2 separate regions of the Homo sapiens genome follow, and region 2 is linked to region 1. Evidence: chromatin loops called from intact Hi-C (ENCODE). Cell type or tissue: heart right ventricle. All regions are shown on one strand. Links, peaks and the distances in the headings refer to the core of each region. The heading gives the core; the rest is flanking DNA.

Region 1 (12,013 bases), core at 3,839-6,338:
CAGTCAGCTGTGAGGTCCGGTTTCTGCTTGGCGGTTCGAGGGGAGGCACCAGTGCAACGTTTGTCTCTACCTGTTCCGTGGTTCTCCCCTAGGGCCTGCAGCGTCCCCCCTGCTGCTGCCACCATCCAGAAGGTGGTTGTTATTGGTCAACTCGCAGTGGAGGGTTGGTCCCTCAGCGCTGGGAAGGGAAACAGGAATGGGGACAGGGGAGGAAGAGGGCAGGGTTGGCTGGGTTGGCTCCCGCCCAGGGGTACCAGGCTGGTCCCAGGAAGCTGTCCGGGGGCTTAGGCCTCGCTCTGCCAGTTGCCCGGCCTCTGGGAGCAGTCCCCGAGAGGTGGAGGGCTGGGGTGAGGAGGTGTGGGCGGCACCAGGTTCAGTGCCCGTCTGAGAGCTGCGGTGAATGCGGTGGCTGACGATGATGTTGTTGCCGAAGCCGCCCATGGAGGCCATGGTGGTGCTCTGCTCCCGCTGCACCACGGCTGTCATGCCGCCCTCCGCCATCAGCCTCTGGATCCTGCTGAGCGCATCTTCTCCACTGGCACCATACTCTGAACCCTCACCTGGCAGATACAAAGCAGAAGAGAGAGCGAATTGGCTGCTGGCCTGGGCCTCTGAGGCAGGTGGGCAGCCACCGGTAGCAGCTGGGGGATTCTTGACTAAACGCAGGATAGAGAAAGACTCGCTCCATCACTGTGAAAACCAATCCGAGTCTTGAAAGCTAGACAAAACCCCCAAAATGTTCACAATCCATACTTCTGTTTTACTGGTGGGGAAACTGAGGCCTAGGATGGCCAGTTAAGAGGCAGCACTGGCCCAGAAGGCAGCAGGTTGGCCTCAATGAGTTCTCTCAGCACCAGTGGCAGCTTAGCATGCGAGAAGGCAGGTTCAGACAGCTGGTTTTGTCTGCCTGCTCCCTGTTGTGGAAACTCAGCAGACCTAGGGCTGAGCTGGGGTATGCCACCCTTTCTCTGCAAAGAGAGTAGGTACCCTATGGGTGTGGCCCAAAGGGAAACAGTCTGCTCTGCTTCATTACAATGCTGTCTTCCTTCAGCGTAGTTTTGTGTTACCTCCTCAAAGCCCCTGAGGAAGCTGAGAGTTATTTTTATATTGATTGATTGATTGATGGAGTCTCACTCTTTCACCCAGGCTGGAGTGCAGTGGTGCGATCTCAGCTCACTGCAAGCTCTACCTCCTGGGTTCACACCATTCTCCTGCCTCGGCCTCCTGAGTAACTACAGGTGCCCGCCACCACACCCAGCTAATTTTATATTTTTAGTAGAGACAGGGTTTCACCATGTTAACCAGGATGTTCTTGATCTCCTGATCTCGTGATCTGCCCACCTCAGCCTCCCAAAGTGTTGGGATTACAGGTGTGAGCCACTGCGCCTGGCCTATTTTATTTATTTTTGAGACAGAGTCTTGCTCTGTCACCCAAGCTGGAGTGCAGTGGTGTGATCTTGGCTCACTGCAACCTCCGCCTCCCGGGTTCAAGCAATTATCCTGCCTCAGCCTCCCAAGTAGCTGGGATTACAGGCATGCACCATCATACCTGGCTCATTTTTGTATTTTTAGTAGAGATGGTGTTTCCCCATGTTGGCCAGGCTGGTTTCGAGCTCCTGACCTCAGGTGATCCACCCTCCTCGGCCTCCCAAAGTGCTAGGATTACAGGCGTGAGCCACCACGCCTGGCCATATTTATTTATTTTTTTGAAATGGAGTTTTGTTCTAGTCGCCCAGGCTGGAGTGCAATGATGCGATCTCAGCTCACTGCAACCTCCACTTCCTGGGTTCAAGCCATTCTTCCGCCTCAGCCTCCGAGTAGCTGGGATTACAGGTGCCCGCCACCACACCCAGCTAATTTTTGTATTTTTAGTAGAGACGGGGTTTCACCATGTTAGCCAGGCCAGTCTCGAACTCCTGACCTCAGGTAATCTGCCTGCCTCAGCCTCCCAAAAGGCTGGGATTATAGGCATGAGCCACCGTGCCCAGCCTTTGTTTTTTGAGATGGAGTTTTGCTCTTGTCACTCAGGCTGAAGTGCAGTGGCACAATCTTGGCTCACTGCAACCTCCACCTCCCAGGTTCAAGCGATTCTCCTGCCTCAGCCTCCTGAGTAGCTGGGATTACAGGCTCCCACCACACCTGGCTAATTTTTTGTATTTTTAGTAGAGATGGGGTTCCACCATGTTGGCCAGGCTGCTCTCGACCTCCTGACTTCAGGCGATCCGCCCACCTAGGCCTCCCAAAGTGTTGGGATTACAGGCGTGAGCCACCGTGCCTGGTCAGAAGCTGAGAGTTTTAACTGTTCCTTGGAAGGGCTGTTTCCTTCTCTTCTTTCCCTTTACCCCCCAGTCTTCACAAGCTATTCCCCAGTTATTGTTCTCCTGGGGCTCAATGCCTGATGCCATATTTCCCGGAAAAGAGTCAACTGACCAGCACAGGACCCAGGTCTAGGGAGGGAGAGAAGGATCTGTCCGCCACTCCCTCTGCAGAAATGCCTGAGCATTCCCTTGTGTGGGAACAGAAAAGACTTCGGCTCAAATCTCAGCTGTCACTTGCTTGCTGGGTGACCTTGAAAAAAATCCCTAACATCTACCTTGCACGGTGCTGGAGAGAGAAAAGGAGCTAACGCACAGCCCAGGCACTTGGTCAACGGTGCCTGTTGTGATTAACTTGGGGTCTGCAGCAGTGGAGCTCTATTGCTGTGGGACCTCCCTTCCAGCTTTCTGCTCAGCTCTTGGTAGGGTGAGAACCAGGCCAAGACCGTGGGCAACTATGATCAAGGCTCTGAGGCTGCGAGGGATGGCTCCACTGAACTGCTGATTTGTCTCCATCAGCTACTGTTTGGAATTTTGCAGTTTTGGGGGTTTTGATGGTGAGTTTTCTTTCCTTTTGGGGTACTTGCCAGCAGCTATTTTTATGAGACTTTCTTTGCTCCCCTAACCCCATCCATCCCCTTCTCTCTGCCTGCCTCATTAGAGTTGGATTTCCAGGCCAGCCAGTTTCACAGCTTGGTGGCATCTAAGGCCCCAAGAGATCTCTCACCCTTCTTGTTGGTACTTGGCAGCCTCATGCTTCTAGTTCTTTCTATAGTTTTTTTTTTTTTTTTTTTTTTTTTTTTTTTTTTTTGAGACCAGGTCTCGCTATGTCACCTAAACTGGAGTGCAATGGTACAAACATGGCTCACTGTAGCTTAGCCTCTTGGGTGCAAGTGATCCACCCACCTCAGCCTCCTGAGTAGTAGGGAGTACAGGCAAGCACCACTCCTGGCTAATTTTTTGTACTTTTTGCAGAGACGGTTTCGCCGTGTTGCCCAGGCTGGTCTTGAACTCCTGGGCTCAAGCAATCCTCCTGCCTTGGCCTCCCAAAATGCTGGGATTACATGGGTGAGTCACTGCGCCCAGCCCCAGTCTTAGACGATCTTCCTCAGCATTATGTCCTCTCTTGCTTTTCTGGACAACCCCTGATAAAGCACTGCCCTCCATCCCTCAAGGTGGCTGCCCTTCCCCACTTCCTCCTGGGACACCCGGCTCCAGCTCCCAGGGCAGAAGGAGAGAAAACCTGAAGGGCTCTCAGAGTACTGGGTCAACCCCATCTTCAGGTTTTAAAGCCTTCTAACAGTGGGGCAGAAGGTAAGAAGAAAAAAGTCAACCTACGGCCTTGGTGCCCACAGAGATTCTACCCTGGGAGCCAAGGGCTGCCTGGGGAGGTCCCCTGGGGCCCTCCCTGTGCTCACTGTAGCCCCAATGCTTTCTCAGAACTCTGTGCACTGAAGCCCTCGCAGCATGGTCTGGGGCGTGCTGTGGCTGGCCTGAGGCCTGCTGGCATTGGAGTGCACTGTGCCAGGCGCTGTGCCTAGTGAATTCTCAGCTCTTTTCGAGACAGAGTCTCGCTCTGTCGCCCAGACTGGAGTGCAGTGACATGATCTCAGCTCACTGCAACCTCCACTTCCCGGGTTCATGCAATTCTCCTGCCTCAGCCTCCCGAGTAGCTGGGACTACAGGCATGTGCCACCATACCCAGCTAATTTTTGTATTTTTAGTAGAGACAGTGTTTCATCATGCTGGCCAGGCTGGTATCAGACTCCTGACCTTGTGATCCACCCACTTGGACCTCCCAAAGTTCTGGGAGGCATGAGCCACCGCACCCAGCTCAGCTCTTCTCAAGTAGATTACCAGGGGCAGAACAGGCTGCCTTGGGGCCCTATGGGTGCTGCTGCAGCCAAGCCCCCAGAGAGCCCCGGATGGGCTTTCCCAGGCTCTGCGGGAGGCCCTGCTGCTGGCACTCAAGTCTGAGCCCACTGCTTGCTTGCCTATGGCTCCAGGCCTGGCCACCCCTCTCTATGGCTATGACTGTGTCCTAACTGGGCTTCTTGCTTCCAGTCTCCTCCCCTTCCGTCTAGTCTCCACACTGTTCCTATTACCATCCTAATTCAGCTCTGCTGACTTGAGCTCTGGTTAAGTCTGCACCCTGTTCAAAACCCAGCAGCTGCAAAAGCCCTCACAGTAGTCAAAACTCCTTAGCTTGACATTTGAGGGCTCTCTGGCCAGACCCTTATCATGCTGCAGACCTTCCTGCCCTGTCCCCCACATTCCTGCAGGTACCCGGCAGCCCTGCTCCCTGCCTGCACAGATGGGCATACACTGTGCACACTGTGCCATGCTCTCGTCCCATCTCCTCTGCCACCCACTTCTCTCTGGTCCCCCAGCTAGAAGGGGATGCTCCTTCTCTGGGACCTCACAGTGCTTCACAACTCCCCGTAGCTGTGGCATCTCTCTTCTGGCCTATAAGTTCCTGAAGGTCTTGGACTCAGCTGTATTCTCTTTTCAGCCAAGTCTAACACGTGGGTTTACACTGGGCGTGTATTTGTCAAATACATGTATGTATTAATAAAAGGGCTCCCAGGCTCCTCACAGGGGCTCCAGACTTAAGGATGCTTGGAAAACCGGTCTTGTAACTGCCCATTGTGGGAGAAGCATTTATTTTATTTTATTTTTTTGAGACGGAGTCTTGCTCTGTTGCCCAGGCTGGAGTGCGGTGGCGAGATCTCAGCTCACTACAACCTCCGCCTCCCAGGTTCAAGCAATTCTCCTGCCTCAGCCTCCCGAGTAGCTGGGATTACATGTGTGCACCACCACACTTAGCTAATTTTTTTTTGTATTTTTAGTAGAGATGGGGTTTCACCACATTGGCCAGGCTGGTCTCGAACTCCTGACCTTGTGATCTGCCTGCCTCAGCCTCCCAAAGTGCTGGGATTACAGGCATGAGCCACTGGAGAAGCACTTACATGTCTAGTTCTCTCTGGACTTGCTCTTTGAGGGAAGAGACACAATGGATTCATCTCAATGTAATTCCCTCCACAGTGCCCTTGAATTCATGGTGCCGAACACAATACCAGACACAAAGTAAGTGCTCAAAAAAGAATGAATGGAAGATTTTAAAATGTACAAACAAATGGCTCCCCCAGGGCTCGGTGTGGACAGCTTCAGCCTACAGAACTATGAGCTATGCTTCCCTCCTGGGAACTCTAAGCCAAGGCTAAGAGCAACTGAGGAGAGCTGGCACATTCTTCAAGAGAAAAAATACCAGGGCTAGAGGGAAATGGCAGTTACAGTCAGGGATCCAGGCACAGTGGCAGACAGGGGGTTAATTCTGCAGTCTCCTCCTCTGTAGCAAAAGCATCTGTTTTTGTCTTTGAAAATAGGAAATTGATTTAGAGTTCACATGAGGTCTCTTCCTTGGCAAGTCCTAAGGTACACTCTAGAAGCAGAGGCCAGGGTAGGATCAACAAGTTCCCACCATGCCCTACAACCATATTTAATTCTAGAGATTTCATTGCCAGAAGAGCCAAAGAGGGAACTGAGGCTCAGAGAGTCACAGGAGGAGCTGCCCTTCCTGACCTCTGGGAGTACTGGTCTTCCAGCCCCTCCCTCTTCACATTTGCTTTTTCCTGGCCCAGGGCCCAGGCTACTGCTGCTGGTCTACCGACCATCTTCACCAGACAAAACAGAGGCTCAGATGACCTTTGCTACGGGTCAGGGGCACAGCCATGGTGCTCTCCAAATAGTGGGGCACAGCCATGCTCAGAGGCAGGGCCTTGCCTCAGCTCAGCTAAACTCATTAATTCCATGCTTGCCCTGAATGCCCACTGCAAGCTAGGGAGGCACTGTCATCAGTGCTGGAAGCCAACGGTGAGCCCAGGAAATGCTTCCCTCCCTTTTCGAGCTATGCTCTTGGCCAGCAGGGTAGGAAAGCTTGCTGTAGAGTCAAATTCTGGGAGAAGTCAAACTCTTGTTAAAGTTGAACATGCAAAAAAGCTGACGCGTGCAAATACCCCTGTGGAGGGCTCCTCCTGGAAGGCCTGGAAAGAGCTGAATGGATTTCAACCACATTTTTATAGAACAAGAAAATGAGAAGTAGCCTAGGAGCCCTTTGGTGCTAACTGACAGAAAAGGGCCAAGGGGAGTGGGGAGGGGCAGGGCACAGAACAGCAATTACCACAAGCAGAGCAGGCTTCCCACATTAATAAATCTGTGTGGCTGCATGTGGCGGCTCACGCCTATAATCCCAGTACTTTGGGAGGCCAAGGTGGGAGGATCACTGGAGCCCAGGAGTTCGAGACCAGCCTGGGCAACATGGTGAAACCCTGTCTCTACAACAAACAAAATAAACAAAATTAGCCAGGCGTGGTGGCGTGTGCCAGGAGGCTGAGGTGGGAGGATCCCTTGAGCCCAGGAGGTCGAGGCTGCAGTGAGCCGTGTTCGTGTCACTGTACTCCAGCCTGGATGGAAGAGCGAGATCTTGTCTCAAAAAATAAAAACAAAATAAATAAATCTTGGTGCCTGTAGCAGGTGTGAGTACAGGTGGGATCTCCCTTCTAGCCCAGCCCAGAAGAGCTGAACTCCCTGACCAGAGGGTTTCACTATCCATGCTCTTGCAGCTCTGGTTTTGTCAATACAAAACCTGCCAGCTGCCTCTGCATGGGGAAATCTGGGCTCAAAGAGAGCCCTGATCCCTGGGCTCCCCTGAAGAGTCTGACAGCACAATAGTGGTGTGAGTGCCTCAGAGCAAGGCTCCTTGCCCTAGGAGGGACAAGGCTGGAGAATGACACCCATCCATCAAGTGCCCATACCCTCTGACCCACACCTCCCCTGCCCTGACTGGTTTCTGAAAGGGGTATGGTGTGTGGAACAGCTGTGGGTACAGGGTATACGCAGAGCATGCAGGGATGCAGGCAGGCAGAAGCAGCCAGCTGCCCGGTCTCACTCTGCCTGCTGCTCCCGCTGACCAGAGCCTCAGCTTAGCTGGGGCCATCCTCTACCGCCTACTCTACTTTACAGGAGGAGGGGATAGTGGGGCGAGGAACCAGGTCTTGCCTCCTAAAACCAGGGAAAAGAGCTCCTTCCCTCTGCCCCACCCTCTGTCCCCATCCCCCCAAAAGAATGAAAGGAACTTATAATTGACTAGAAGCCAGAAATGGGCTGCATGCTAACCAAGAAAACAGCAGAGAATTCTCTGGGAGGTGAAACACCAGCAGACATACTTCTGAAGGTGGCAGCTCCTGCTCCCAGAGCCCCAGCATGTCACCTTCAGGCTGAAGGCCTCACTCCCAGCCCAGTCCCAGTAACTTGCCTTCCCCACTCATCCAGTGTCAGTTCTCCACATGCACCAGACATGCCATGAACACAAATTAGTGGTCCTTTATGCAGTAACATGTCTTTGAACTTGGTGCCATTTCATGTGCTGAGACATGTCTCCAGGAATGCTTCCCCACCACCCTACTTCACCTGACTCCTATTCATCCTTGAAGACTAGGCTCAGGGCCACCTCCTCCAGGAGTCTCCCCTAAACCCCACAGGCTGGGCAAAGCCCCTCCTCCTCTATGCTCCAGAGGTCCTCATCACACTAAAACAATTATCAGTTTAGGTGCCCATCTCCCTCTCTAGACTGCGAGCTCCTCATGGAAGGACAGAGAGGCCTACTTGTCTTCACCGCTTTTACCAAGTGGCTGACACATGGTAAAAGCTCAGTGAAATCAAATCAGAAAGGGCTGCCCAGCCGGGTGCAGTGCTTCATGCCTGTAATTCCAGCACTTTGGGAGGCCAAGAAGGGAGGCTTGCTTGAAGCTAGGAGTTCAAGACCAGCCCAGGCAACACGGTGAGACCCTATCTCTAAAAAAAAATAATGATTAAAAAAATAGCCAGGCATGGTGGCACACACCTGTAGTCCCAGCTAGTCAGTAGGCTGAGGCAGGAAGATCGCTTGAGCCTAGGAGTTCAGGACTGCAGTGAGCCATGATGGTGCCACTGTACTCCAGCCTGAGTGACAGAGTGAGACTCTATCTTTATTTCATTTATTTATTTATATTTGAGACAGGGTCTCACTCTGTCTTCCAGGCTGGAGTGCAGTGGCATATCACAGCTCACTGCAGTCGCCACCTTCCAGGCTCAAGCAATCTTCCTGCCTCCAGCCTCCAGAGTAGCTGGGACTACAGATGCGTGCCACCATGCTCGGCTAATTTTTTGTATATTTAGTAGAGACAAGGTTTTGCTGTGTTGCCCAGGCTGGTCTTGAACTCCAGGACTCAACAGATCCTCCTGCCTTGGCCTCCTAAAGTGCTGGGACTACAGGTGTGAGCTACCATGCCCAGCTGAGATTCTGTCTTTATTTATTTATTGTATTATTATTTTTGAGACAGAGTCTTGCTTTGTTGCCCAGGCTGGAGTGCAGTGGTGTGATTTTGGCTCATTGCAACCTCTGCCTCCCAGGTTCAAGTGATTCTCCTGCCTCAGCCACCTCAGTAGCTGGGATTACAGGTGCCCACCACCATGCCCGGCTAATTTTTGTGTTTTTAGTAGAGACAGCGTTTCACCATGTTGGCCAGCTGGTCTTGAACTCCTGATCTCAAGTGATCTGCCCACCTCGGCCTCCCAAAGTTGCTAGAATTACAGGCGTGAGCCACCACACCCAGCTGAGACTCTATCTTTAAATTAAAAAAAAAAAAAAAAAAAAAGGTCCGGGTGTGGTGGCTCACACCTGTAACTCCAGCACTTTGGGAGGCCAAGGTGGGAGGATCACTTGATCCCAGGAGTTCAAGGCCAGCAAGGGCAACATAGTGAGACCCCATCTCAAAAACAAAACAAAACAAACAACACTCTCTTCCAGTGACTGCTATTTGCACATACATATATACATACTACAAACACACATAAGGGGCTGGCTAGGTATGGTGGCTCACGCCTGTAATCCCAGCACTTTGGGAGGCTGAGGTGGGCATATCACTTGAGGTCAGGAGTTCAAGACCAGCCTGGCCAACATGGCGAAACCCCGTCTCTACTAAAAAATACAAAAATTAGTTGGGAGTGGTGGCAGGAGCCTGTAATCCCAGCTACTCGGGAGGCTGAGGCAGACAGAATCACTTGAACCTGGGAGGCAGAGGTTGCAGTAAGCTGAGATTGCACCACTGCACTCCAGCCTCTGCGACAGAGTGAGACTCCATCTCAAAAAATAAAAAAACAGGCCAGGCACGGTGGCTCACGCCTTTAATCCCAGCACTTTGGGAGTCCGAGGTAGGCGGATCACGAGGTCAGGAGTTCGAGACCAGCCTGGACAACATGGTGAAACCCTGTCTCTACTAAAAATACAGAAATTAGCCGGGAGTGGTGGCACATGCCTGTAATCCCAGCTACTTGGGAGGCTGAGGCAGGAGAATCACTTGAACTCGGGAAGCGGTGGTTGCAGTGAGCTGAGATCGCAGAGGCTGAAGTGAGCCGAGATCATGCCACTGCACTCCAGCTTAGGTGACAGAGTGAGACTCTGTCTCAAAAATAAATAAATAAATAAATAAAAATAAAAAGAAGGGGCTGCCTAAGAGAATGGCCCACTTCTCCAAATCCCTCTCGCTGTCAGGGGTTACTGGGAGCTCTGAGAGGTTTGCCTCCTACTGAGAGGGCTGGCCTGCTGGCTCCATTGAGAAGCCCGTGGTGGTTCCCTTTTGCCTGGCCCTCAGGCTTCCTGGAAAAGGCCTAATGGACTCCAGAGCAGCTCAGAGTCCACAGAAACCTGCAAAAAAGGGCCTGAAGATGGCAGAAGGAGCCTTCCACCACCTCCTCCCAGAGGCTCACAGCGGAGGTTGGCTGCTCCAGCCAGCACCACCTTATGGTCATGGCCCCAGCGAGGGGCTTCCACCAAGCACAAATGCAGGAGGTGGGCTGTGCTACAGACCAAAGAGGGACTTCACTTTGAAAATTCTCAGTTCATGGCATCGCAAGCGACCACGCAATACCCTGTTGGGGACTGCGGTGTAGAAAGCCATTCCCTGGGGTGATAGGCACGTTTGTTATTCTTTGCCTGACGTGCACCGTGGCTTTTCCTCCCATGGTCTCTTCTGGGCAAATGGCTCAACACAGACTTAGAAAATGTGTCTGTTTGGAGGCTGCTTTGTTTGGAGCTAGGATCAGCAAGGGGGCTGGAGGTAGGGGGTGAGGATAGCAACTGAGTGAGAACAGCCTGTTTAACACAGCTGCTGACGGACTCCTAAGTGGCTCGAACTCTGCTGCTGGGAAGTGCTAATTGGTTTTTAAAAGTGTGAGGCTGGCACAGAGAGTCAGGGCCGAGTGTGGCAGAGCCACACCTGAAATAGGTGAGAGGAAGGGGCTGATGATAGGCCAGGCTGCAGCCAAAATGTCAACGAGCCCCAGGTGTGACAGGATTGTGAGAGGTCCTCCCATGGGGCAGTCCCAAATCTGCCACACTGGTAGGGGGACGACAAGCTAGGCTGTGGTTTGGCCCCAGAAGCTAAGGCCTGGGGTGTACTTCTCTGGAATGGCAGCTTGCAGGAGGGAGTCTCCCTTTAGCCCTTTCAATCCAGGCTTTCTGTGCTCTCTCTTTGGAAAAAGAGACAGGGTCCTCACATTTTAGAGGAGAGGGACATCAGTGTACTTGGTGGGAGTTGAGGCGAGCTGCAAGAGTGACCCAGCTCAGGGAAACCATGTCGCTGCTGAGGAGGCTCTTAATGCCACCAGGTGGGCATCACCCAGACATGGGAGGGGGTATGCATCCTGAGTGGGAAGTGGCACTCACTCGGTCTTAGGGTCCCTCTCCCACCCCCTCCAGCGCCACATGGCTCCTACCTTCACCAGGACCTGAGGCGGCTGTCCCTGGCTCCGGCACCTCCCTCTCAGTCTGTGTTTCGGCATTCTGCAGCTGAAGGGCCAGAGTCTGGGTGCCCTGAGATGTCACTGAGGTGGCAGGGTTCCGGGGCTGAAGCCCAATGGCATTCATCAGCCCCATGTCTCTGTCTGTCCTCCATGTGGCTCTGCTGGTTCTAGGGAGAGAAAGGCAGACTAAAGTCAGATGGGGCTTGGGACAGCACCCCTCACAGCACTCTGCTGGCTCTGTGCCAATCCTCAGGGCAGTGTGGGCCAGGCCCTGCAGGCTAAGAGAAGCCCTGTGCTCCTGCAACTACATCTTGATGGTGGTTAACTTGTCTGTGTCCATTCTCCCCCAAGGTTAGTCTATACCCTAGAACAATGAAAGGCCACAGAAACATCCAATCTTGCAACCCTGGCTCACTCAGTCATGCCCTTCAACAACAGGCCCCTGTCGGGGAGTGGGGAGGAGCTGTAGAGATGGCTGATCTGAAAAGACTAATGAAATTCAGGAGGCCAGTAGCTGAGATCATGGGATAAAGAGTGAGCACTAGAAGAAGGTCCTTTCTCTCTTTAGCTTTACCTTCCTTCCAACTGTATGCTCATAAGATTCCACTTTGAATTCTTGAATTTGCAAGTGAACTGAGAACTCCACTTTGGAAGGAAAGAACTGGAACTCTTTTTTTTTTTTTGGTGAGACAGTCTCGCCCTGTCACCCAGGCTGTAGTGGCGCAATCTCAGCTCACTGCAACCTCTGCCTCCAGGATTCAAGCGATTCTCCTGCCTCAGCCTCCCGAGTAGCTGGGATTACAGGCATACACCACCATGCTCGGCTAATTTTTGTATTTTTAGTAGAGAGGGGTTTC
Region 2 (11,122 bases), core at 6,920-9,419, 210 kb after region 1:
AGAGAATTCTGCCAAGAGATCCCAAAACACTTGTGAGGGGAAGTCTTAACTTTACCCTCAAAATTTCAAGTCTAAAAGCACTACCAAGGGATTTCAGGGGATTTCATGGACTACAGTAATTTATTCTCCCAGTGCTAAGAAGAATAAGATAAAAGTCCGAGCACTTATGGCAGAGATCAGAACTCAGGTGTTCTGCCTTCCTATATATCACAATTACTAGAACCATGCCTTTGTAAGAGGAAGAATTTCACATGAACAAAGAGAGCATACATATAATCATGCAAATAGTAATAGTTGGTGATAAGGAAATGAATTCAGAAGTCAATTAAAAAAATACACACAAGGCATTCTCCTTAAGTGACTTCTTTATCAAATGATCCCAGGAAGTGCTAACAAAACAACAACAACAAAAAACTGGGGTGCAATGCCCTGATCCAACAGCACAATGTTAGTATAATGCTTTCTTGTCCTGACTCACTGTCACTACATCTGGCAGATGAGATGTCCCGCACAGAGGCAAAACCTCTTAGAAATTTGAGAGACAAATAGGCCCTGGAGTACCAGTTTGCATACCACTGTGTTCCTGCCCCACCATCAATTTCAGTAAATAGTTCTGGACTGTTCAGACAGTGGTAGGCACTGTTCCCAACATACAGGGCTCATTTCTTTTAGGCGCTTACATTTATTTTTTTGGAGACAGAGTTTTGCTCTGTCACCCAGGCTGGAATGCAGTGGAGTGATAACAGTTCGCTGCAGCCTCAACCTTCCAGCCTCCTACCTCAGCCTCCCGAATATCTGGGACCACAGGCATGCGCCACCATGCCTGGCAAAATTTTTAATGTTTTCTAGAGAGGAGGTTTCACTATGTTACCCAGGCTGGTCTCTTAAGTCCCGTGCCCAAACAATCCACCCACCTCGACCTCCCAAAGCCCTGGAATTACAGCGCCGAGCAGGAGCTTACATTTCTGGATTAACTGTAAATATCTAAGAAGTCTCACAAAATTTTCAAATTTACTATTTAGCTGACTTTTCCCCTCCCAGGTATAACCTTTTTTTTTTTTTTTTTTTTTTTGACAGTCTGCTCTGTTGCCCAGGCTGGAGTGCAGTGGTGCAATCTCAGCTCACTGCAACCTCCACCTCCCAGGTTTAAGCAATTCTCCTGTCTCAGCCTCCTGAGTAGCTGGGACTACAGGCACACGCCACCACGCCCGGCTAATTTTTTGTGTTTTTAGTAGAGACGGGGTTTCACCATGTTGGCCAGGCTGGTCACGATCTCCTGACTTCATGATCCACCCACCTCGGCCTCCCAAAGGGCTGGGATTCCAGGCATGAGCCACCGCACCCAGTTTTTTGTTTGTTTGTTTGTTTTTTTGAGAGTCTCACTCTGCCCAGGCTGAAGTGCAGTAGCATGATCTCGGCTCACTGCAACCTCCGCCTCACAGTTTCAAGCAATTCTCCTGCCTCACCTTACCAAGTAGCTGGGATTACAGGCACCTGCCACCACGCCCAGCTAATTTTTGTATTTTTAGTAGAGATGGGGTTTCACCATGCTGGCCAGGCTGGTCTCAAACTCCTGACCTCATGCGATCCACCCCCTTCGGCTTCCCAAAGTGCTGGGATTACAGGCGTGAGACACCACGCCCGGCCATAACCTTTTCTTTTTATTGAACATAACCCTACTAAATAATGAATTTAAGAAACTGATGCTATAAATAATAATGAAAAATAATATCCATGACTCATTGAACACCTACTATGTAGCATGTACTGTGCTGGTACTTTTTTTTTTTTTGAGACGGAGCCTCACTCTGTCGCCCAGGCTGGAGTGCAGTGGTGCAATCTCGGCTCACTGCAACCTCTGCCTCCCGGGTTGAAGCTATTCTCCTACCTCAGTCTCCTGAGTAGCTGGGACTACAGGCATGTACCACCATGACTGGCTAATTTTGGTATTTTTAGTAGAGATGGGGATTTCACCATGTTGGCCAGGCTGGTCTCAAACTCCCAACCTCAGATGATCCGCTCCCTTTGGCCTCCCAAAGTGCTGGGATTACAATCGTGAGCCACCATGCCTGGCCTAACTTTATTTTCAATATTTATTTACTTTACTTTAGTTTTGTTTTTTGAGACAGAGTCTCACTCTGTTGCCCACGCTGAAGTGCAGTGGTATGATCATAGCTCACTGCAACCTCAAACTCCTGAGCTCAAGCAATCCTCCCAACACACCCTCCTGAGTAGCTGGGATTACAGGCACATGCCACAACACCCAGCTAATTTTTAAACTTTTTGTAGAGACAGGGTCTTGTTATGTTGCTAGGCTGACCCTGAACTCCTGGCCTCAAGCATTCCTCCCGCTTCAGGAGGAACTCCCACCTGCTTCACCTCCCAAGGTGCTGACATTACAGGTGTGACCACCACACCCAGCTGGTACTTTTTAAAGATTATCAGGCTGGGCACGGTGGCTCACACCTGTAATCCCAGCACTTTGAGAGGCTAAGGCAGGCGGATCACCTGAGGTCAGGAGTTTGAGACCAGTCTGGTCAACACAGCAAAACCCCATCTCTACTAAAAATACAAAAATTAGCCAGGCATGGTGGTGCGTGCCTGTAGCCCCAGCTACAGGAGGCTGAGGTAGAAAACTGTTTGAACCTGGGAGGTAGAGGATGCAGTGAGCCGAGATCACGCCACTGCACTCCAGCCAAGGCGACAGGGTGAGACTGTCTCAAAAAAAAAAAAAAAAAAAAGATTATCTCTTATTATGCAATCCCAACTCTGCTAGGTTAGATATTGAACTTATTTTTCAAATGAGAAGATCAAAGTATATGTTCGTCATCCTTTGATATGTTAGGCAAAGGAAAGACCTAGTCACTAAATGCTAATTTCAGACTCAGAATACTAAAACAAGAGCATAATAAAACAAGAATATAATGCTGTAAAAGAGAATAAAATAAGTAAGATGAATACTGAAAACTGGAGATGCTAAATGATCCTTGTTAAAGTTTCTCTAAGAAATGGTATGAGTCTTAAATGGAGGAGATATACAGGAAAAGCTAAAGGAGACCTTTTGTAAAATTGCTCTACCCTCACTAAATGGTTATAAACCAAGCACTACTGGAAAACAGACACTCAAGAGGGGATTAGGATCAGAATTGCTAAACAGATTACAATTGCTTATATGATCAGTCATCCACAAGACATTTTGGCAGATCTTACCCAAAGCTGCTTAATAGGACTAGGCCAAGAGCTAAAGAAATAAGAACTGAGGCTGAATTGTTTGCAGGAATAGGTATATTTAGAGGGGAATTTAGATAATGCATTCTGAAGGGACAGATGAGAATGAGGACAGGAATGGATAATATCGTAGGAAAAATAATGCAAAAAAAAAAAAAAAAAAGGCCAGAGGCTCACAGCTAGTTCTAGGTTTGACAAATCTAGAACTGTTCCTCAAACCTAAGGGTTGTTTCTTAAAATACAATTAGGCGGCCAGGTGCAGGGCTTCATGCCTGTAATCCCAGCACTTTGGGAGGCCACAGTGGGTGGATCACCTGAGGTTGGGAGTTTGAGACCAGCCTGACCAACGTGGTGAAGCCCCGTCTCTACTAAAATACAAAAATTAGCTGGGCATGGTGGCAGGCACCTGTAATTTCAGCTACTCAGGAGGCTGAGGCAGGAGAATTGCTTGAACCCAGGAGGCACAGGTTGCAGTGAGCTGAGATCGCCCCATTGCACCACAGCCTGGGCAACAAGAGCGAAACTCCATCTCAAACAACAACAACAACAACAACAACAAAAATACAATTAGCCATCTATTCTCTCTTTTAACATCTTGTCATTCCTTATAATCCTGCCAATCTTCCCATAATTACTCCCACTGTCCACACAACCTTTAGAGACTAGTGTTTTCCAAATCTGTCTATTCATATGAATGATTTAGGGTATCTCTCTGTTGCCCAGACTGGAGTGCAATAGCACGATCGTAGCTCACTGCAGCCTTGAACTCCTAGGCTCAAGTGATCCTCCCAGGTCAGCCTCCTGAGTAAGCTGGGACTACAGGCACACGCCACCATGCCTGGCAATTAAAAAAAAAATTTTTTTTTTTTTTTGGAGATACAGTCTCCAGCCCAGTCTGGAGTACAGTCACAGAATCTTGGTTCACTACAACCTCCGCCTCCTGGGTTCAAGCAATTCTCCTGCCTCAGCCACTCGAGTAGCTGGGATTACAGGCATGCGCCACCAGGCCCGGCTAATTTTGTATTTTTAGTAGAGACAGGGTTTCACCATGTTGGCCAGGCTAATCTTGAACTCCTGACCTCAGGTGATCTGCCTGCCTCGGCCTCCCAAAGTGCTGGGATTACAGGCTTGAGCCACCGCACCTGACAAATTTTTTTTTTCTTTTTTTTTTTTTGAGGCAAAGTCTCGCTCTTGTCCCCCAGGCTAGAGTGCAATGGCGTGATCTCAGCTCACTGCAACCTCCGCCTCCCAGGTTCAAGCGATTCTCCTGCCTCAGCCTCCCGAGTAGCTGGGATTACAGGCGCCTGCCACCACACCTGGCTAATTTTTATATTTTTAGAAGAGATGGGATTTCACCATCTTGGCCAGGCTGGTCTCAAACTTCTGACCTCAGGTGATGTGCCCGCCTTGGCCTCCAAAAGTGCTGGGATTTAGCACCTGGCTAAAATTAGCACCAGGCTAATTTTTGTATTTTTAGTAGAGATGGGGTTTCACCATCTTGGCCAGGCTTGTCTTGAACCTCTGACCTCGTTATCCACCTGCCTTGGCCTCCCAAAGTGCTGGGATCACAGGCGTGAGCCACTTTTCTTTTTTTTTTTAAGATGGAGTCTCACTCTGTCATCCAGGTTGGAATGCAGTGGCAGGATCTCCGCCCACTGCAACCTCCACCTACCAGGATCAAGCAATTCTCCTGCATCAGCCTCCTGAGTAGCTGGAATCACAGGCTCACGCCACCGTGCCTGGGTAATTTTTGTATATTTAGTAGAGACAGGGTTTCAGCATGTTGACCAGCTGGTCTGGAAGTCCTGACCTCAAGTGATCCACAGACGTGAGCCACCACGCCCGGCCTGAGGAAATCAGTTTCCACATCTTCAACTTCCACAGGTATATTCCAAGATTTCTTCATGCCTCACACCAAAACTAGCTTTAATAAACACTTGCTGACCAGGCACAGTGGCTCATACCTGTAATCCCAGCACTTTGGGAGGCTGAGGTGGACTGGCTGAGCTCAGGAGTTTGAGACCTGCCTGGGCAACACAGTGAGACCCAGACTCTACAAAAAAAAAAATAAATAAATAAAAGAATTTTTTTTTTTTTTTTTTTTGAGAGTAAGTCTCACTCTGTTGCCCAGGCTAGAGTGCAATGGTGCAATCTCGGCTCACTGCAACCTCCACCTCCCAGGTTCAAGTGATTCTCCTGCCTCAGCCTCCTGAATAGCTAGGACTACAAGTGCCCACCACCATGCCTGGGTAATTTTTGTATTTTTTGTAGAGATGAGGTTTCACCATGTTGGCCAGGCTGGTCTCAAACTCCTGACCTCAGGTGATCCACCCGCTTTGGCCTCCCAAAGTGCTGGGATTACAGGCATGAGTCACAGCGCCCAGCCAAAAAATTTAAAACAAAATTAGCCAGGCATGATGGCAGGCACCTATGGTCCCAACTACTCGGTAGACTGATGTGGGAGGATCAATTGAGCCCAGGAGGTCAAGGCTTCAATAAGTTGTGATCATGCCAGTGCACTCCAGCGTGGGTGACAGAGTGAGACCCTGTTTCAAAAATACATGTGTGTGTATGTATATAATATATATATATATATATAAAATAATAAAAAGGCCAGGCGCGGTGGGCTCACGCCTGTAATCCCAGCACTTTGGGAGGCCAAGGCGGGCGGATCAAGAGGTCAGGAGATGGAGGCCATCCTGGCTAACACAGTGAAACCCCATCTCTACTAAAAATACAAAAAATTAGCTGGGCGTGGTGGCGGGCGCCTATAGTCCCAGCTACTCCGGAGGCTGAGGCAGGAGAGTGCTGTGAACCCGGGAGGCGGAGCTTGCAGTGAGCCGAGATCGCACCACTGCACTCCAGCTGGGCGACAGAGCGAGACTCCGTCTCAAAAAATAAATAAATAAATAAACATTCGTTAAATGTTGCTACAGTATCCATTTTTCCCACTCCTACTCTTTCTGTAGAGAGGGGCATCAGAAAAGTTATTTATCAGAATTTTTACTAATTTTCAACTATTTACTATAAACAATGTAAAAAACTACTTTAAAGCCATAATTCCAACTGAATCTTGGATCCCAAGGTGGGAAGAAAAAGAAGTCCTTACCAGGAATATTTGCCAAATAAAGTAATTCGTCCTATGATCTGATTTAAACACTGAAACACAAGCGACTTAAATGTTATGTGCCTCAGTCTCCTCTTTTGTAAAAATGTTAATATTATTATTATTTAACTCTTTTTTTTTTTTTTTTTTTTTGAGACAGAGTCTTGCTCTGTCTCCCAGGCTGGAGTGCAGTGGCGTGATCTCGGCTCACTGCAAACTCCACCTCCCGGGTTCACGCCATTCTCCTGCCTCAGCCTCCGGAGTAGCTGGGACTACAGGCGCCTGCCACCACGCCTGGCTTATGTTTTGTATTTTTAGTAGAGATGAGGTTTCACTGTGTTAGCCAGGATGGTCTGGATCTCCTGACCTCGTGATCCGCCCACCTCGGCCTCCCAAAGTGCTGGGATTACAGGCGTGAGCCACCGTGCCCGGCTATTATTTAACTCTTAAAGAGTTTTTATAAGCATTAAGTGATATAATTGATGCAAAATGCTTACAATATTGCCTGTCAAATTTTAAGGGCTAAGTTTTAGCTGGCTTAATAGTTAGGGAACCGGGCAGGGTGCAGTAGCTCATGCCTGTAATTCCAGCAATTTGGGAGTACAAGGTGGGCTAACTGCTTGAGCCTAGGGGTTCGAGACCAGCCTGGGCAGCATGACAAAACGCCAGCTTTACCAAAAATACAAAAATTAGCCCAGCATGGTGGTGTGCATCTGTAGTCCCAGCTACTCGGTAGGCTGAGGTAGGAGGATCAATTGAGCCCAGGAGGTCAAGGCTGCAGTGAGTCATAATCACACCACTGCACTCCAGCCTGGGTGACAGAGTGAGACCCCGTGACAAAAAAAAAAAAAAGGTGGGGGGAACCAAAGTGAAGAGATTCATAAGAAATCAGCTTGGAACCCAAGTACTCCCACAGCTACAGAAGAAATGGCCAGATGAAACAATTGCAAAATCTACTTTCCCACACTTCTTGGTGTGAGTTGTATGAAAATAAAATTTGAAAGCTCAAAATAGGCAAAAGGTGTGTTTAAGATAAAGGTCCAGTAGAGTAGCAAGAAGGTGGTGCACTAAAAATAGTACGGAGAAGCAACAATCAAGAAACTCAGTAAGCTCCAGGATATTACACGTGGTACCCTGGCAGCTCTACACCCATCAGTGTAGTCTTTGCCCACTTGGAACACAGGAGGTTTCTCTTTAAAGTGCTAGTAAACATGTTAAAGAGAAGTATTTCCTGAGCATCAACTCACAACAAGCACTGTGCAATGAGCATGTGCAGTGCAGATATGATTAGTGGTAGTGATTAGCTGGGTGTGGTGGTGTATGTCTGTGATACCAGCTACTGGTATTATGAGCCTGGGCTGAGGCCAGAGGATTGCTTGAGACCAGCCTGGGCAACATAACAAGACCCAATCTCAAAAAAACAAAAGTTAGAGAAGTCTTCTAATCCTTAACGTAGCTTTCATCTCTTATATGTTGTATACAAGATAACCCTTGTCCTGATGCTCATATAAAAGTAGCACATTAAAAAAAAAACAAACCCAAAAAACAAAAAACTAAGCTGCTGGATTCAAGGGTTTTATCACTGCTAACTGCACTCCTCAGAGCTGTACAGTCACCTTGGTTCACACTGCTGAATGTTGAATAGATTCTTGTTCTACTCATAACAGTAAGCCAGTCTTTCCAATGGAACTCGGGCAGATCTGTGAAGTGAGTTGCTACAATAAGAATTGTGTACATGCATTGTCTACTATCATTTTTATGCAGATATCACAGTGACAATCAACAATGCAAAAATAATTTTTTTTTTTTTTTTTTGAGACAGAGTTTCGTTCTTGTTGCCCAGGCTGGAGTGCAATGGTGCGATCTCGACTCACTGCAACCTCTGCCTCCCGGGTTCAAGCAATTCGCCTGCCTCAGCCTCCCAAGTAGCTGAGATTATAGGTGCCTGCCACCACGCCCAGCTAATTTTTTGTATTTTTAGTAGATAAGGGGTTTCACCACGTTGGCCAGGCTGGTCTTGAACTCCTGACATCAGGTGATCCGCTTGCCTTGGCCTCCAAAAGTGCTGGGATTATAGGCATGAGCCACCACACCCGGATTTTTTTTTTTTTTTTTTTTTTTTTTTGAGATGGAGTCTTGCTCCATCGCCCAGGCTGGAGTGCAGTAGTGTGATCTCAGCTCACTGCAACCTCTGCCTCCCAGGCTCAAGCAATTCTCCTGCCTCAGCTTCCCAAGTAGATGGGACTACAGGCATGCGCCACCATGTCCAGCTAAATTTTGTGTTTTTAGTAGAGAAGGGGTTTGACCATGTCGGCCAGGCTGGTTTTGAACTCCAACTCTTGACCTCAGGTGATCCACCGCCTTGGTCTCCTGAAGTGCTGAGATTATAGGCGTGAGCCACCACAACTGGCCACATTTGAATATCTATACAATACTTCATAGGTAACTTTCATATATATTACCTAATCCCCACAATAGATATTACTGTGGTTGGTGTCAGATTAATCATTTTACAGATGATTAGCAGAGCCAGATAAAAATTAAGGCTCAATTGTATGGATGTACAATACTTAAACAATTCTGGACAGTCCTGATAAGTATGTTGGCTTTTTTTTTTTTTTTTTTTTTGAGACAGAGTCTCCCTCTGTTGCCCAGGCTGGAGTGCAGTGGCACGATCTTGGCTCACTGCAACCTCCACCTCCCAGGTTCAATCGATTCTCCTACCTCAGCCTCCCAAGTAGCTGGGATTATAGGCGCGCACCACCATGCCCTGATAATTTTTGTATTTTCAGTAGAGGCGGGGTTTCACTATGTTGGACAGGCTGGTCTTGAACGCCTGACCTCAGGTGATACACCCTCCATGGCCTCACACAGTGCTGGGATTACAGTCGTGAGCTACCGCACCCAGCAGTATTTTGGCTTTATTTCAGGGGATTGTTTCATTTATTTGTTTGCTTATTTATATTATTATTACTTTTCTGAGAGACATTGTCTCGCTTTGTTGCCCAGGCTAATCTCGAGCTCCTGGATTCAAGTGACCCTCTCACCTTGACTTCCCAAAGTGCTGGGATTACGGGCAGGAGCCACCGCACCCAGACAGGATTGTTTTTATAAGGTTGTTTTTGTTGCTGCAGCTATTGTTTGCAATAAAAATTCTTGTATGCAATTTTGTTTTGCATATGTATAAATATATACCTGTAAGATAAATTCTTAGGAGTAGAAGAGCTGGGTGAAATAACATAAAATACATTTATTAATATATATATATATATAGGCTGGGCATGGTGGCTCACGCCTGTAATCCCAGCACTTTGGGAGGCTGAGATGGGCAGATCAACTGAGGTTGGGAGTTCGAGAGCAGCCTGACCAACATGGTGAAACCCCGTCTCTACTAAAAATACAAAATTAGCTGGGCATAGTGGCGCATGCCTATAATCCCAGCTACTCAGGAGGCTGAGGCAGAATTGCTTGAACCTGGGAGGCGGAGGTTGCAGTGAGCCAAGATCGCACCATTGCACTCCAGCCTGGGCAAAAAGAGCAAAACTCTGTCTCAATAATAATAATAATAATAATTTTTTTTTACGTTGGTGTGGTGGCTTACAGCCATATTCCCAGAGCTTTGGGAGGCTCAGATGGGAGGATAGCTTGAGGCCAGGAGCTCAAGACTAGTCTGGTCAACATAGTGAGACTCTGCCTCTACACAAAATAAAAAAAATAAAAATAAAATAAGAAAAAAAAGTTTAATTGTTTTGGAGACAGGGTCTTGCTATCTTGCTCAGGCTGGTCTCAAGGTCCAGGCTCAAGTGATCCTCTTGCCTTAGCCTCCCAGATAGTTGGAATTACAATTACCAGTTGTACTAGTACGTGCCACTGTGCTGGCTCTAACAGTATGCTTTAAAGTTTTAATAATGTCTATTAAATGTTGATTTTTTAAAAATTAAGGCTAAGAAAATTCTCACCTGAGGTCTCATAAAAAACTGACAGGACTGAGACTCAGCTCTACAGACTGCCATATCTCATTCTACTCCACTACATAATTTTTCTTTTTCTTTTTTTTGAGATGGAGTTTTGCTCTTGTTGCCCAGGCTAGAGTGCACTGGCGCGATCTTGGCTAACCGCAACCTCCGCCTCCCGGGTTCAAGCGATTCTCCTGCCTCAGCCTCCCGAGTAGCTGGGATTGCAGGCATGCGCTACTACGCCCGGCTAATTTTGTATTTTTAGTATAGACGGGGTTTCTCCATGTTGGTCAGGCTGGTCTTAAACTCCCAACCTCAGGTGATCTGCCTGCCTCGGCCTCCCAAAGTGCTAGGATAACAGGCATGAGCTACACGTGCGGTCCCTTTTCTTTCTTTCTTTTTTTTTTTTTGAGATGGAGTTTTTGCTCTGTTGCCCAGGTGGGGGTGCAATGGCGCCATCTCGGCTCACTGCAACCTCTGCCTTCTGGGTTCAAGCGATTGTCCTGCCTCAGCCTCCCGAGTAGCTGGAACTACAGGCGCCTGCCACCATGCCCAATTTTTGTATTTTTAGTAGAGACAAGATTTCACCATGTTGGCCAGGCTGGTCTCCAGCTCTTGACCTCAGGTGATCTACCGCCTCAGCCTCCCAAAGTGCTGGGGTTGTGTGAGCCACCGCCCCCAGCCTACATAACTTTTCTATGCCTCCAAACAAAATGAAAATTCACACTTGCAAACTTACCCAGAAGCCAGCTATCTTTGTGCATACCCGCTTCAAACTGACTACTGAGGGAAGACTGCTGCAGCACAGCACAGTCCTGTAGGCTGCCGGGCC

What was found. Hi-C counts contacts between places; a loop is a spot of excess contacts. Peaks named below come from ENCODE experiments on the same cell type or tissue, not always from the same donor. Only the 100,000 strongest peaks of a DNase experiment are listed, where the experiment ranks them.
Region 2: a loop joins it to region 1, with 5 times the contacts of the local background. A loop is called at or near these places in 18 of 110 quality-filtered maps.

Annotation. Positions count from the first base shown.
Region 1 is chr11:46,397,384-46,409,396 of GRCh38, forward strand. It overlaps AMBRA1 (autophagy and beclin 1 regulator 1), which reads right to left. Exons shown (of 18, transcript NM_001387011.1): 17 at 11,130-11,323; 18 at 1-560. The coding sequence ends at 67. Among named protein-coding and RNA genes, the nearest start is that of CHRM4, 12 kb to the left of the region's middle. RefSeq lists an enhancer at 10,044-10,831. In heart right ventricle, for the core only: no CTCF peak of the experiment used is centred there; no DNase peak of the experiment used is centred there; H3K27ac peaks cover 564 bases.
Region 2 is chr11:46,604,539-46,615,660 of GRCh38, forward strand. HARBI1 (harbinger transposase derived 1) reads right to left here. Exons shown (of 3, transcript NM_173811.4): 2 at 11,030-11,122. Among named protein-coding and RNA genes, the nearest start is that of HARBI1, 7.1 kb to the right of the region's middle. In heart right ventricle, for the core only: no CTCF peak of the experiment used is centred there; no DNase peak of the experiment used is centred there.